2 separate regions of the Mus musculus genome follow, and region 1 is linked to region 2. A link is a loop called in an ENCODE intact Hi-C map of the cell type or tissue named here. Cell type or tissue: left cerebral cortex. All regions are shown on one strand. Links, peaks and the distances in the headings refer to the core of each region. The heading gives the core; the rest is flanking DNA. Region 1 has its middle 12 kb from the start of A330076C08Rik. Region 2 has its middle 18 kb from the start of Gm33958.

Region 1 (6,540 bases), core at 2,694-5,193, 190 kb before region 2:
GCAGCTTTGCTCTCCTGTGTAGTCACATGCTCTGCCATGATGCTTGGCCTTGTCTCAAACCCGAGCAACCATGGCCCAAAAGCAGAAGGCAAATACATCTTTCATTCTTCGAAAGGGCGCTCTCAGGCATTGACCACACCAGTGAAGCGCAGTTAACACAACCATGCAGACACCCACTCCCTGGGCCTGCTAACCAGACCAGATTCCTCTTACTCCTTTTGTCTGCTGGTAGGGCTCAACCTTCACTGTCCCCTGCTGAGTCCCCACTGAGCTATCAGATCTGTGTGTGCCCAAATCTGTTGGTGAACGTGGCTCCTACATCCCTCTCAGGGTCACTAGGAACATCTCTGGGGTGGATCCTGCCAGGCTGAGGGAGCCTGGAGCCTTGGAAGTATTGAGGTATTTAGCTTGTTTCACTTTCCTTCTCTTGTCCTTGCTGCTGACCACATTCCATGTGCGAGGACCCAGCATTCAGTCTCTCCTACACCACCCAACTCTCTCAGGACTCCCCATCTTATGGAGAAGTTACCCCATCTTACTGAGGGTAAATTATGAGAAGCAGGATCTACCTGCCAGCAAGGCCCTAAGCAAGAAGAAAGAAGAGCTGCAGAGGCTGGGGAAATGGCTCTGTGGGGAATGAACCTACTGCTCAAAGGTGAGGGCTTAAGTTTGAGCCCCAGCACCCACGTAAAAGCAGGGTGAGGGTACCTGTAATCTCAGCACCGGGGAAGCGGAGACAAGAGAAAGCCTGGGCTCCCTGGCCAGCCAATTCAGGTGAATCCCTGAGTTTTGGGTTCAGAGAGAGGGCCTGTCTCAAAAACTAAGGTGACCTGTGTGAGTAAGACATCTACGCAGCTCCCTCCCCCATTTCTCTCCAAGGCAAGAAAAAGGAGAAAGAATTAAAAAAATAAATAAAAATGTTTAAGAATTTGAAACCCTTCAGAAAGTTAATAACACCACTATTAATTTGTGCTATACAAAATGTAAATTTGATATAGCTTATGACAAACTCTTCAGAAAGAATTTTAGAGCCCTATTCCTGCCTTCAGGACATTTATCTGAGCCACCAGGATGAACCTTCATAAGGGCACATGCATCCATTCTTAGCAAGTATTAAGAGTAGTTTGTTTTTTGTTGTGAGGAAAGAGACAGTAGTTTCTTCCCAACTCTGTCTCTTGAAAGTCGAATGGGAAAGCCTTGAGACACCGGGGCTCTGTTCCCTCCTCTGTTGAGGAGAGAAATCGTGGGGAAAACCCTAACAGCTACCTCAAGAAGACCCTCAGCTGCCTATGGCTTTCACAGTGCACCTTCCTCAGCTCACATGAGGGAGCTGGGGGGTGGGGAGAGGACACAAGGCAGAAACAGGGATAAACAAAAGCCCTCGCCATAAGCTGTATCAGACTGACATCTTGTATAGCACACATTAGTAGTGCTGTTCCTAACTATGCATATCTCTAGTCCTGGGAAGCCTCCATGAAATTACTTGCTTGGTAACGTGAAGATGTTATCATTAGTATGAAAATATCTGTCCTATTTTAAACATTGAGAACCCCTCTCTTTAAAAATAAATGAATAAATAAATAAATAAACCAAAGAAGGGAGGGAGGGAGGGAGGGAGGGAGGGAGGGAGGGAGGATGAAAACTATCCTTTAAAATAGTACAGAGCCTTCACAAAGTCTGAGAGGACTTGGAAGAGGGTAAAGGAGAATCCTGGTATAGCGTCCATCTGTCTGAACGCAGTCTGTCCTGTGTAGCTCCCTGTGAGGTAAACTCACAGCAGGTTGGATTAGTCTTAGTAGCATGTATGGTGACGGCTTCTCCCATAATAAACGAAGAGTTGCCCACCTGGCCATTCAACTCGATTCACATTATGCCCTTGGATTTCCTGTACCCTGGCCTTGGGTGCCTCTGTCATAACCCTAAACCAGGCTTGGGGGCTGCTCGCTTCAGAGGTCCATCACATTCTCCAGGATGAGCTCCGCACTCCCCAAATCTCTCTCAACTTTCAGTTTAAGTCACTTTTATCAAGTTACATAGTCATGTGTACATTCTTGCAAATGTATAACTTAGGTTCCCAGAGAGACTGTCAAAGGAAACCTGCCTTCGCCAAACGTGGGCCTCCACACCTAGGGTCCTGCAGCATTGAGGACTCCAGGGAAAGGACAAAGACTCACAGGATTCATCTCTCTGCTACTGATGTCTACCTGCCCTGTCACTGGCTTTGGCAGAACCTTCCAGAGCCTTCCCCCTCTTTGACATCCAGAGAACTAAACTATCGGTTTGTACCCATAAGCTATACTACCTGCAGAGGTACTCAGCGGCTTTTGATTACATAGGGCCTGACTTACAGCCGTCCTCAAAGAATTACACTAGTGATGGTAATGATGATGATGATATAGCTGATAATGATGGCTCTCGAAGTTGGGCTTCTTGCTTCTGCCATCCCATCCCCTGTGCCCAGCTGAGCCTTGTTGCCAGCTTGGAGCAGCCGCAGCAGTTTGATGCCAGTTTCTCTCGGGGTGCCACACTCCCTGACGCGTACCATCCAGCCTAATCTACTTTAGAGCTGTATCGAAATGAAAGATGAATAGGAGGGAGAGCTTGCTGCTAAAACATATGTGTCAGAAAATCATTATGAGTATTAAATTACAGCCATAAAATGAACCAGAACTAATCTTGCAAATTAAGATCCAATAAATTTTTTTCCAGGACACACCTTTTCTTTATGTATGTATATGTGTGTGTGTGTGTGTGTGTGTATGCAAAATAAGATTGAGGCCAGCCGCATGAAAACTGAGCGGATGACTTTGGCAGATGGCATTAGAAAGAGGTATGACAGCAGACATTTCAATGTGATAAATAGGTATGTGCTCTTGAGGGCAGGGGTGCAGGCTGGCTAGTGGATCGCTATTGCCCCTGTGCCAAATGTTATAATGATCGGATTTTACACTGATGCAACTATGTGTTTTCCATGTACAGTTTATACATGCGTGTTCCCGTCCCTCTCCTCAGCACCTCCCCCCACCCCTACTCTTTAATCCTCAGCTGGGGTCCTGCTGACATGAGAAACTAGTTCATTTCTGATAACCTCTTATTTTGGAAGAGAGGACACAGCCATTCAAATTAAATCTGAAGCTATAAACAAGCCTTTGGAGAGTTGCCTTCTCGCTGGAATAACAGGATAACACCCCCCCCCAACCCTGCGGGAGAAAAGAGACTGTAATTAGTTCATTGTCCACGAATAGGCACAAAGGAGGCGAAGCCCCGGCCTGGACTCCCTTTCAAGGGAGGATCTTGGGGCAGATGTTAATTAAGTGAGTAACTTCTACCATCTCCTGGGAATGCAGAGGAACACCACTCCCCTTCCAGAAGAGACATTGAGGAAGGGTGTGACCAAGGACATACATAAAGAGTCTCCAAAGAAGAAGAAGAAAACAAAACAAAAAGCAGGGTTCATCTCCCGCTGTCAGCCTTCCTGCCGCTGGCACTGGCAGAACATTCCAGAGCTGTTCTTCGACGCTCCCCAAACCAAACTATTTATAGCTGCGCAATCATTATAAATAAATCTGTTTATACTGTGGAGCCTTGGCCCTGCATGAGTTAAAACTCTCGGCTGGCAGCTATAAATAGCTGTTACACGCTCCAGTGTGACGACTGACGGATACGTCCTCAAATTGTGACAAATAATGACAAGTTTGTTTGACAAACATTCCGCTGACATTCATCTGATTTTGAGTAAGTGGTGCCTGCTTTCTTAATTTGGTCCCCGAGGCCCGGGAGCTGGGAGACATTCTTTATTCTCCCTCCCTCACCTCCTGCCCGGGAACTGTCCTGCAGTCCGGTGTTTTCTCCTCCTAATCAACTGGAAGGGATTGAGGCCATTTAAGGGGAAGCTTATTAAATCCACCATTTGTCTCCTGGGACAGTCCTGCTTTAGGGGATTTGCAAGGGTCTGGGGAGTTTTGTTAATGACGTGAGAGCCAGAGGGAGAGAGAAGGGAATGAGGGCCAGGCTGGAGTGTTGGGCAACGCAAGGGCTTCACGTAGGATCTGAGACATAGAAGGATGGGTGTGTGGGTGGAGGGATGTGAGCCTGGTGCTCCTGCTGAGTTGTCATCTAGGTTGAGGTCTCCAGAGTCTGAGGTCCTTTCTCTAGATCAGCTGATATTAACACACATCCTGAGTTACTCAGGACCTTAAAATACACACAGGCTTTGTCACCTGTCTAGTGTCACAAGGTCCTGATGCCAGAAGAGCTGGGACAAACTAAACTTCTGCATCCAGGGCTCCATGTTCATCACAAGTATCGGCTGGTTTACTTCCTTTAAAGCCCTCAGAACCATACCTGCCTGTGACTAGCACCCTCCAAGGGCCGGCAGTTTATGGGAGCAGCCAGCACCATCTCCTATTCTCTAGTGCTGTCAGTGTTGACTTTGCCAGGGTCACCTGTACTGCCCCTCAGTGTCCTCATGGGCATGTCTTCTCTCTAGGTGCTCTCTCTTGTTTGCTGTATTGCATTCTCCCCATGTGTGTTCTTTGAGTGTGTGGGGTGTGTGTGGGAGAGTGTGTGTGAGTGTATGTATGTGAATGTGTGTGTGTATGTGTGTGAATTGTGTGTGTATGTGAGTGTATGTATGTGTGTGTATGTATGTGTGTATATGTGAGTGTGCGAGTATGTGAGTGAATGTGTGTGAGTGTGTGTGTGTGAATGTATGTGCATGAGTATGTGTGAGTGAGTGTGTGTATGAATTGTGTGTGAATGTGTGTATGTATGTGAGTGTGTGAGTGTGTGTGTGAGTGTATATGTGTGAGTCTGTGTGCATGCGAGTGTATGTGTGTATGTGTTGCATGTATTTGAGTGTGTGTGTATGTGAGTATACGTGTAAGTGTGTATGTATGTGAGTGTATGTATGTGTCTGTATGTATGTGAGTGTATGTGTAAGTATATGTGTGTATGTGTGTGTGAGTGTATGTGTATATATATGTGAGCGTGTGTATGTGAGTGTGTGTATGTGAGTATGTGTGTGTGTGTGTGTATGTGTGTGAGTGTGGGGAGGGGTACATGTGCACAAATAAGTGCATACTCATATAAAGAGTAGAAGATCCTCTTGGAAGCTGTCAAGATGTCAAGATGGGTTTTGTTTGTTTTGTTTCTGTTTTGAGACAGGATCTCTCGCTGGTCTATAACAGCGGCCAGTGGCCAATGAGCCCAGGGATCTCCCTGTCTCTGCTCCCCAGTGCTGGGACTACAGGTACATGCCTATCTTTACCGTGGGTGCTGGGATTAGGTTCGGCTCTTCGTGCTTAGGAGACAGGTACTTTCCCCACTACGCTGTCATCTGAGCCCTCCCTTCTTTGACCTGACCTTCTTTGACCTCCATAAAGCTTTCACATCTTTTGACCGTTCAGCTCTAACCACAAAGCTGCTGTTCCTTGCTTACCTCCTTCCCAGCCTGAGATGGGGCTGTAGAAAGGGGACCTTGCTCTCAGAGCCTGCTTGAGTCTGCTCCATGTCACTATAACCAAACACCAGGATCAAGGGACACAGTAGTAAAGAGCTTCAGTTTTCCTACAGCTTTGGGGGCTCAAAGGGGTGATGGCGGCTGTCTGTACTCCAGCATGAAGGTGGTGTAGTGTAGCGATGGGACGACCATGACAAAACAACAGGCAAGTATGTTCCTGTGAGGTGCACTGCTTCTACCACCACCCACTCTTGGGGGGAAGAGCACTACATTAATCTCTTCCTAGGGTAGTGCCCCAGTGACCTGGTCACCTCCCACTAGGCCCCATCTCTGAAAGATCCTCCACATTCGCCCTGTCATCCTGAGGGGTCAAGCTGTCAGCACACAAAACTTTGGGAAGTGTCCTCAAATTATGTCCTATGAGGGCAAGTCAGGGCGGAGTCTTAGGTTGTGTGCCCCAGTTCCCCTTTCTTACCCCACACTGTCTTAACTCTGATTCTCCTGAAGTAACTCCCACATCCCACTGGTCTCCATCTGTCTAAATTATTGCAGACTTAATGCCCTGGTCAGCCAAGCCTCAAATGATCAGCTTACGCTCTGCCTCGCAGTGAGAGTCTCCCTCAGCCCAGAGTGCATGCCCCCAGATGACCCAGTCCCTTTCTGTGCCCAGACTGGCTTTCTGGACCCCTAGTGAATGCCTGTGGAAGCCAGGGCTTCCACAAAGCTGGCCAGCCAGCTGCCTGCATCTCCCCTGGAGCCCTGCCCTCTTATCCCTGGCTCCCTCTTACCACCAGCCTGTCTTAATCCTGCCTTGTCTAGATCTGTGAATTCGCTCAGGTTTAATCCTCTTTCTCAGTGGTCAGGGGTGTATTCCCTTAATCATCTTGGTACCATCTAGCCTGACATCTCCCCAGAATAGGAGAATCGGGAAAGTCAACTTCCTAAAAATGCCAGGAAACAAACAAACAAGCTAACAATAATAACAAACAACAACAACACCCAGGGCTGAAGAGATGGCTCAGCTGTCAAGCACTTTCTGCTCTTGCAGAGGACACACATTTGGTGACCAGCACCTACAT
Region 2 (6,540 bases), core at 2,624-5,123:
AGTTGGCCTTGAATTTTCAATCCTCCCCTCTTCTGGCCTCTACTTCCCGGTTAGATTTGCAAACATCTGCCGCCACACATGGGAATTCCGAGGGCATGGTAAGCATTTCAGTTTTTTTGTTTTTGTTTTTGTTTTTCGAGATAGAATTTCTCTGTGTAGCCCTGGCTGTCCTGGAACTCACTTTGTAGACCAGGCTGGCCTGGAACCCAGAAATCCGCCTGCCTCTGCCTCCCCAGTGCTGGGATTAAAGGCGTGAGCCACCACGCCCGGCTTGCTTTTCAGTTTTATGCTGAATGAGCAGGATGGACTGTGAGTTTTCAGCACATATCTTTAGAGATTCACCCTGCCTGATGAGTTAGAGGCTGGATTCAGAAACTGATGTGATAATCCCGGAGAATTTATTGGTGACCTGAACCAGGGTAGCAGTAAAGAAAGCAGGGAAGAAACCAAATCCTCGTCCTGATGTCATCTGCAAAGCAGAGCTTTTCAGGTTTGTCCAAGCTAAGAATGTGGGCTAGGTCAGAAGGCAGTGTCTTCTTGTAGGCACTCAATGCCCATTTCATATAGAAACGAAAGAATAGTTTGCCCAAGATGACCCAGCAAAGATTTTCAGAGCCAGAAATCAAATCCGGATGTGTTTTGTTTGAGAGCACACCCTTGCCTCCACCCCGGTCTCCTGCTCCCTCGGACAACTTCCAAGCTGGGATCACATGGAAATATCATAGGTCAAGACAGCCAGATCCCACATGCCTGGCCCATACATAAAACAGAAACAGGACAAAGGCACACAGCTGGACTAGTACCACATACTCCTGCCTTAAATAACCCCGCCTGTCACGTGAAGCACAAGACCAGAGCTATACCCTGCGACGCAGACAAGCCCTTGACCCTGGCAGCAGGCTTTACCAACTGGGCTTTAGCAACAGCTTGGGATTGCTAAAATCTGACCAAATGACTTTACTCTTGGCAGAGGCTGCTAGGCCATTCATCATCACAGATTTACTCAAAGGGTCAGAATACTAAAGCTATGAACCCACCGTGGAGAGGACTCAAAAAAAAAATCATGTTTTCAAAGTGTTAGGATTATTTTTATCATATCCTGACCCAGAAATATTAAAGCTGATGTTGGGAAGGTTTTCTGTCAACAATCTGCATGGGAGAGTTCACTCCTTACTCTACTTGAAATTTTCTAGCTGGAAGGTTTTCTCAATGTGACACAACAATGCAAGTGTGTTCGTGTTGCGGAAGCTTTTTAGAATAGGTACACACACACACACACACACACACACACACACACACACACACCACTGTAAGTAGTTAACCATGGGCCTAACACAGTTTCGAAAGTTTTCAAACATCTCAGGGTAATGCGCCACCAAAATTCCACAATATGAGATATGTTGATAGGAACCGAGGTTTCTTTCCTAACTTTCACATTTCCTATTACCAAAATTAGAAAGTCATCGCATCAACTTTTCTTCTCTATCTTCCCCCTTCTTTATTATCTCTCTTTCCTCCTCTTTTCTCCCCTCCTGGACCTTTTCCCCTGTCCCCCCCCCCACCCCCCTCGCTGGGTCGATTTTCTGCTGTACAGCCTCCCAGACCCCAGAGGTCCAACTGTTAAGAACACCAATTTCCAGCTGAGGGCTCACTCCAGAGAGAGTGAAGGATAACTGACACCAGAATTTATTGCCCCCAAAAAACAACCTTCTTAACTCAAAGCAAAACCGTAATTACGGGTGAGAAAGACACTCCCTGTTAACTGGCTGTGAACGAGTGATTTATTTACAAGGCATCCTCCCTCCCAGCAGAAAGCTCTTGGCAGTCACAAATACAGATTCTTGTGTATTCAGAGGCAAAGCGCAGAGGAGCAGAAGAGAGAGTTAAAAGGACATTCTGCACGGGAAGTGTGCCTCTTTCCACCGAATTTACCCCGTAAAGCCACAACACTAAGAGCCCCTGGAAAATCCCCCACTAGGGAAACAAACTTGCACCATGGCAGTGACAAAGACTCCGCATCCCCTCTCCTCTCCCCCCACTTGCTCTCCCTCCTCTCCCCTTCTCCTCGCTCCCCAAGCCCCCCTCCCTGTCTCTCTTCTCTCATCTCTTTCTCTATCTCTCTGTCTCTCTCCCCCAGCTATCTCTTTCTCCCCCACCCCCGCCCACTTTCCTTTTTAATGTGATTCTTTTCCCTGTGAAATCTCCCTGTCACTACTTACAACTTACAGGAAGGCAGTTCTTGCAAGGATGAGGAAAAAAACCCAACACACATTTAATTCACAAACCTGACCCAGCAGAGATAAGTGCTTTTAAATAGTATTAAGTTCTTGTTTTCAGGGAACTGTCAAACTTTAAAGCTAACATAACACTCTGAGATAAGCAGGCTATTGAGGGCTTGTCTCTCTGACAAAGCAGGTTGGGGGAAGTCCTGGCAAAGAAACTGCAGGGGGCTTGAAGAGAGGAGTCTGCTCAGGCCTCCAAAGGATGGAGGAACCAGGCCATAGAATCACCTAGAGAGACATTCGGCCGCCATAGCTCTGCTCGGCTCAGGCTCGTTTCTTCAGTGTCTCCACCTGACCCAGCATGGTTCCTGGAAGGGATATGACCAGAAGCCCTTGACCCCACTCTCCAGACGTCAGCTTAGCTGTTCCACCAAAGCCAGTCCCTCTGATGCAGGAGCAATGGCTCTCAATTACTTCTAGGACAGATGTAGATTCCAAACAGCACTAACCTTTGGAAAACCTCTCCAGGAGACTGGGAACTGACTTCTGAACAAGGGCCTCATATCAAGGGAGAGTGAGTTGGTTCAGTTTTCTGCATGGAAGGTTTTTCTGGGTTTTGTTGTTTGTTTGGTTTTGTTTTGTTTTGTTTTTTGTTTTTTTGGGTTTTGTTGTTGTTTGTTTTTGTTTTGGGGTGTGTGTTTGTTTGTTTGGGGTAGAAGACATGAATGTATGTACCCAGAGTGCACAAGGGTTCAAGTCCTTTTAGTAGGGAACTTAGGCTCTGAGTCTCATGTGATCAAGTAGTTGGAATAGTTAAAATGACTCCCTATAGACATGACCTGTGGTGACTTAGCAAAGTGCCTGGACTTAAGCTACATCACATTGCTGCTTAACACAGGGGAGTCATCTTCTCTGCTGCAAACTCAAAGTTAATCCCTCTAAACCCAGACATGTGACCCTCTGGGAGTCAAGAAGGCCACGGGACAGTTGGCTCCACAGAGCCTAAGCTTCAGAAGAAAATTCTACAAGCATACACCATTTCTGTGAAGAAGACAGAGTTAAGCCACATGCCTGGACCTCAATAGTTGGAGGGGTGAGGCTGGAGGGTTTTGAGTTCTAGACCAATGTGGGCTATACTTGAAAAAAGAGAGGAAAGCGGGGACAGCTGGAATGGCTCACAGTTCGAGAGGATACAGTCCATCATGGTCTTGAAGCCATGGGGGCAGAGATGTGAGGCAGCTTGGTCAGATGAGAGGACAGGAAGTGGACCAAGTCTACCCCTGGTGACTCATTTCCGGTGGGGATGTGTCTTAGCAAATTACTATAGCTACCTAAATTCCAGATGGTCTCGTTTCCATTCCTACACTAAACACACTAAGTGTCGGATACTGAAAGGAATGTGGGTGTGGGAAGGATCTGAGGTTTAGGATGAAGGTGGGAAGGAGGGAAGAGAAGGGTAGGAGAGAGCAGTGGGTGGACGGATGGGCTTGCTGGAAAGGAAAGATGCCAGCAAGCAGGAAGTTTCCTTAACTAGTTGTAAATAATAATCCAAACACATAGATGCACTGTGGATGCTTTCTTGTCCACATGCTGAGAGGAGAGGGCGTGTCTGTCTACCCCATGCCCTTTCAGGATTCGGAGAGTTGAGCAAGCTTGGGTTCCTCATCACGCAGCTGTTGCTAAGCTTCTCAGGGTATGGGGCGGTACTCGGGTTCCATGGCCACAGACCAGGCTTTCTGAGATCAGCTGACTGCTTTTTCTAAACATCTTATTCACCACAATTGCTCTGACAGGGTAATGGGTGCACCCCATGTTCACTGAATAGGGCCCTGGGCTGGTCCAAGATGTAAGTCAAACACCCCAGTCGGCAGTGACGGCCGGTTCTCTAAGACAGCCCCGCAGGCTAAGCTGGGACTGGTGCGGGCAGGGAGGACAGGGGCAGTGGGACAGTCCCTCAGGGAAGTGGGACAGTCCTCAAGAGTGCGGGGTTGGGGCAGCTGATATTGGGATGTAAAGTGAACAAATCATTTAAAAAAAAGTTTATGGTTACAGTCAGGGTCAGAATGAACACACCACAATGAAGACCTTCAAACCTTGGATGAACAAAGTACACATAAATGCAAGGTAGATAGGAACGGGGGGGGGGGGGGGGAGGCGCCTTCCGTTCTTCTGGGGCACAGGGAATGCCCAGCAATTTGTGACATTTTTAGACTTTGCCTAATGTGAATCAGAAAGGAAGCCTAACCTAGGGGCTTGCTCCAGACAGAGCAATCCCGTGGCCCCAGCACCAAACAAAACAGTGACTTGTTAGCCTTGCCGGAAAATACCAACTCAAATTTCCTTCTTCCTGCTGCGGGACACACAGAGCTGCTTAAGCCCTGCTCCATCAGCCACGGCACACACACACCAAGCTGCGGGGGAAACACGGGCCTGAAAGCCAAAGCGGAAGGCAGGAAAGGAAATTGCAAGGTCAAAGTGCCTGCCTGGGAAGTCTGATTACTCAACACCTTTAAAGCGTTATTAGCCAGGCTGGAGGTGGCAGGCTCAAAGAGAGAGTCTGGGGGAGGGGCTCCAAAGGGCTGTAGAAAGAGAAGGGGCTCTAAGCTTGAGAATCCCTCCTGGAGTTTTACAGAAACTCAGAACTCCGGGTGCAAGTCAAGGGGGGGAAGGGGGGGGGCAAGGGCCGATTCAGCCAGCCAAACCTAGAAGGGAGGGTGGAGTACAGGTTAATTGTGGCCGTCAGAGATGAGTGGTTACATGGGGAGATTCATTTAAAATTAACGAGGCATTGGTTGCATTTTATAAGTGTCCCTAGGTAGCAAGTTCATAAGGGAATGAGGTGGAAACAGAAGAGGCTGTTTTAACACTTACTGACCAGCCCTCCAGCCAAGCTGGCACTTGCTGGTGTTTTCCCATCACAGTAACACAAAGACAAGTGGGAGCCCTAAGCCCAGGACAGGAGAGGGGTCCCGCTAACGTGCATGCACCTCGGGCCAGTTTACAAATGACTACACAGTGGTCCCAGCCCCGAGCATAGACAGAACAGACTTAAAATTGAACTATGTGCTCTGGCCTTCACAATGAAGTCGATGGTGGGCTGAGCATAGAAGACTGGACCCATAAGATTATGTTGCCTAGTGATGCCGTCGTCACCATCTTTGTTTGATCTCAGCCAGAATGGTTGGAAGGCCACTGAGAGGCACTTGTACACAGGCCTGAAAACCTTGAGTTCATTTCCCAGATTCCACAAGGTGACTGTAGCAGAGAGAACTGACTCCCAAGAATTGTCCTCTGACAACACACACACACACACACACACACACACACACACACACACACACACAATGTTTTTAAGGCCAAGAAGCAACACCGCAGCCGTCTTAATTTGCATAAGGGTGATGTGATGTGCCCACAAGGATGAAATGTAACAAAACATGTCTCAAGACGTCGCCCCCATCCTTAAACGACTCATGAGAGCTTCGTTTTGCTATCACTGACTTTGGCATTAGAAGCAGTATGAAGGCCTCACTTTAGTAATGCCAATAATTGCTTGGCATGGATGCTTCTGGAAAAGCACAGATGGTTCTAGAGTCTGACTTGGAAAAGCGCTGAGGGTGTGTGTGTTGGGGGGGGGGGATGCAGTTAGGAGGCAGGAAGACCAGAAGTGTAAGGTCATTATTAGCTACAGATAGAGTTCTAGGCCATCCTGAGATGCGTGAGAGCCAGTCTCAAAAATAAAAATTAAAATCAATAAAAATAAAAAAAATATATCACCTCTTTTAATATCAGTGCTTGCTGAAGCTAAGAGACAGCAACTCGGAACCATCATCCATGAGATATCAGAGACATAGCCTTAGCCCCAGTACCACTGTGCCTGTAATGACACCTAACTGTTCTCATCACACCCACCCATGAAGAAACCTGAAGTCATAAATGAAGAATGTTGACACTAATCAGCCAGCCCCTCCCCCTCTTCTCACAGAAAGAACTGAGGTATCCACCTACTCTGCTTCAGGGAGAGGCAGCGATGAGCTATTTGGAGGAGACATCAGATTCTTGGCAAAGAACCACAGACACAGTGTAACATAGTTCCAAGCTGTGTTCTGGGAGACACTTTCTTCCTCTAAAGAAGACACAACCAGGATGCCAAAGAACCTACCCGGTGGCCAAAAAGCCTTCCCTGTTTCCCTGTTACTATCTTTCCACCGCATGTTTTTAGCCCTCACAATAGCTTCTCTCTCTCTCTCTCTCTCTCTCTCTCTCTCTCTCTCTCTCTCTCTCTCTCTCTCTCTCTTTCTCTCTCTCATTTCTTCCCTCC

Evidence for each region. Hi-C counts contacts between places; a loop is a spot of excess contacts. Peaks named below come from ENCODE experiments on the same cell type or tissue, not always from the same donor. Only the 100,000 strongest peaks of a DNase experiment are listed, where the experiment ranks them.
Region 1: a loop joins it to region 2, with 2.9 times the contacts of the local background. A loop is called at or near these places in 3 of 42 quality-filtered maps.

The regions. Positions count from the first base shown.
Region 1 is chr13:44,225,414-44,231,953 of GRCm38, forward strand. No RefSeq gene overlaps it. Among named protein-coding and RNA genes, the nearest start is that of A330076C08Rik, 12 kb to the left of the region's middle. In left cerebral cortex, for the core only: a CTCF peak has its summit at 3,320; DNase peaks (open chromatin) are centred at 3,366, 3,574 and 4,013; H3K27ac peaks cover 1,054 bases.
Region 2 is chr13:44,415,358-44,421,897 of GRCm38, forward strand. No RefSeq gene overlaps it. Among named protein-coding and RNA genes, the nearest start is that of Gm33958, 18 kb to the left of the region's middle. In left cerebral cortex, for the core only: no CTCF peak of the experiment used is centred there; a DNase peak (open chromatin) is centred at 3,646.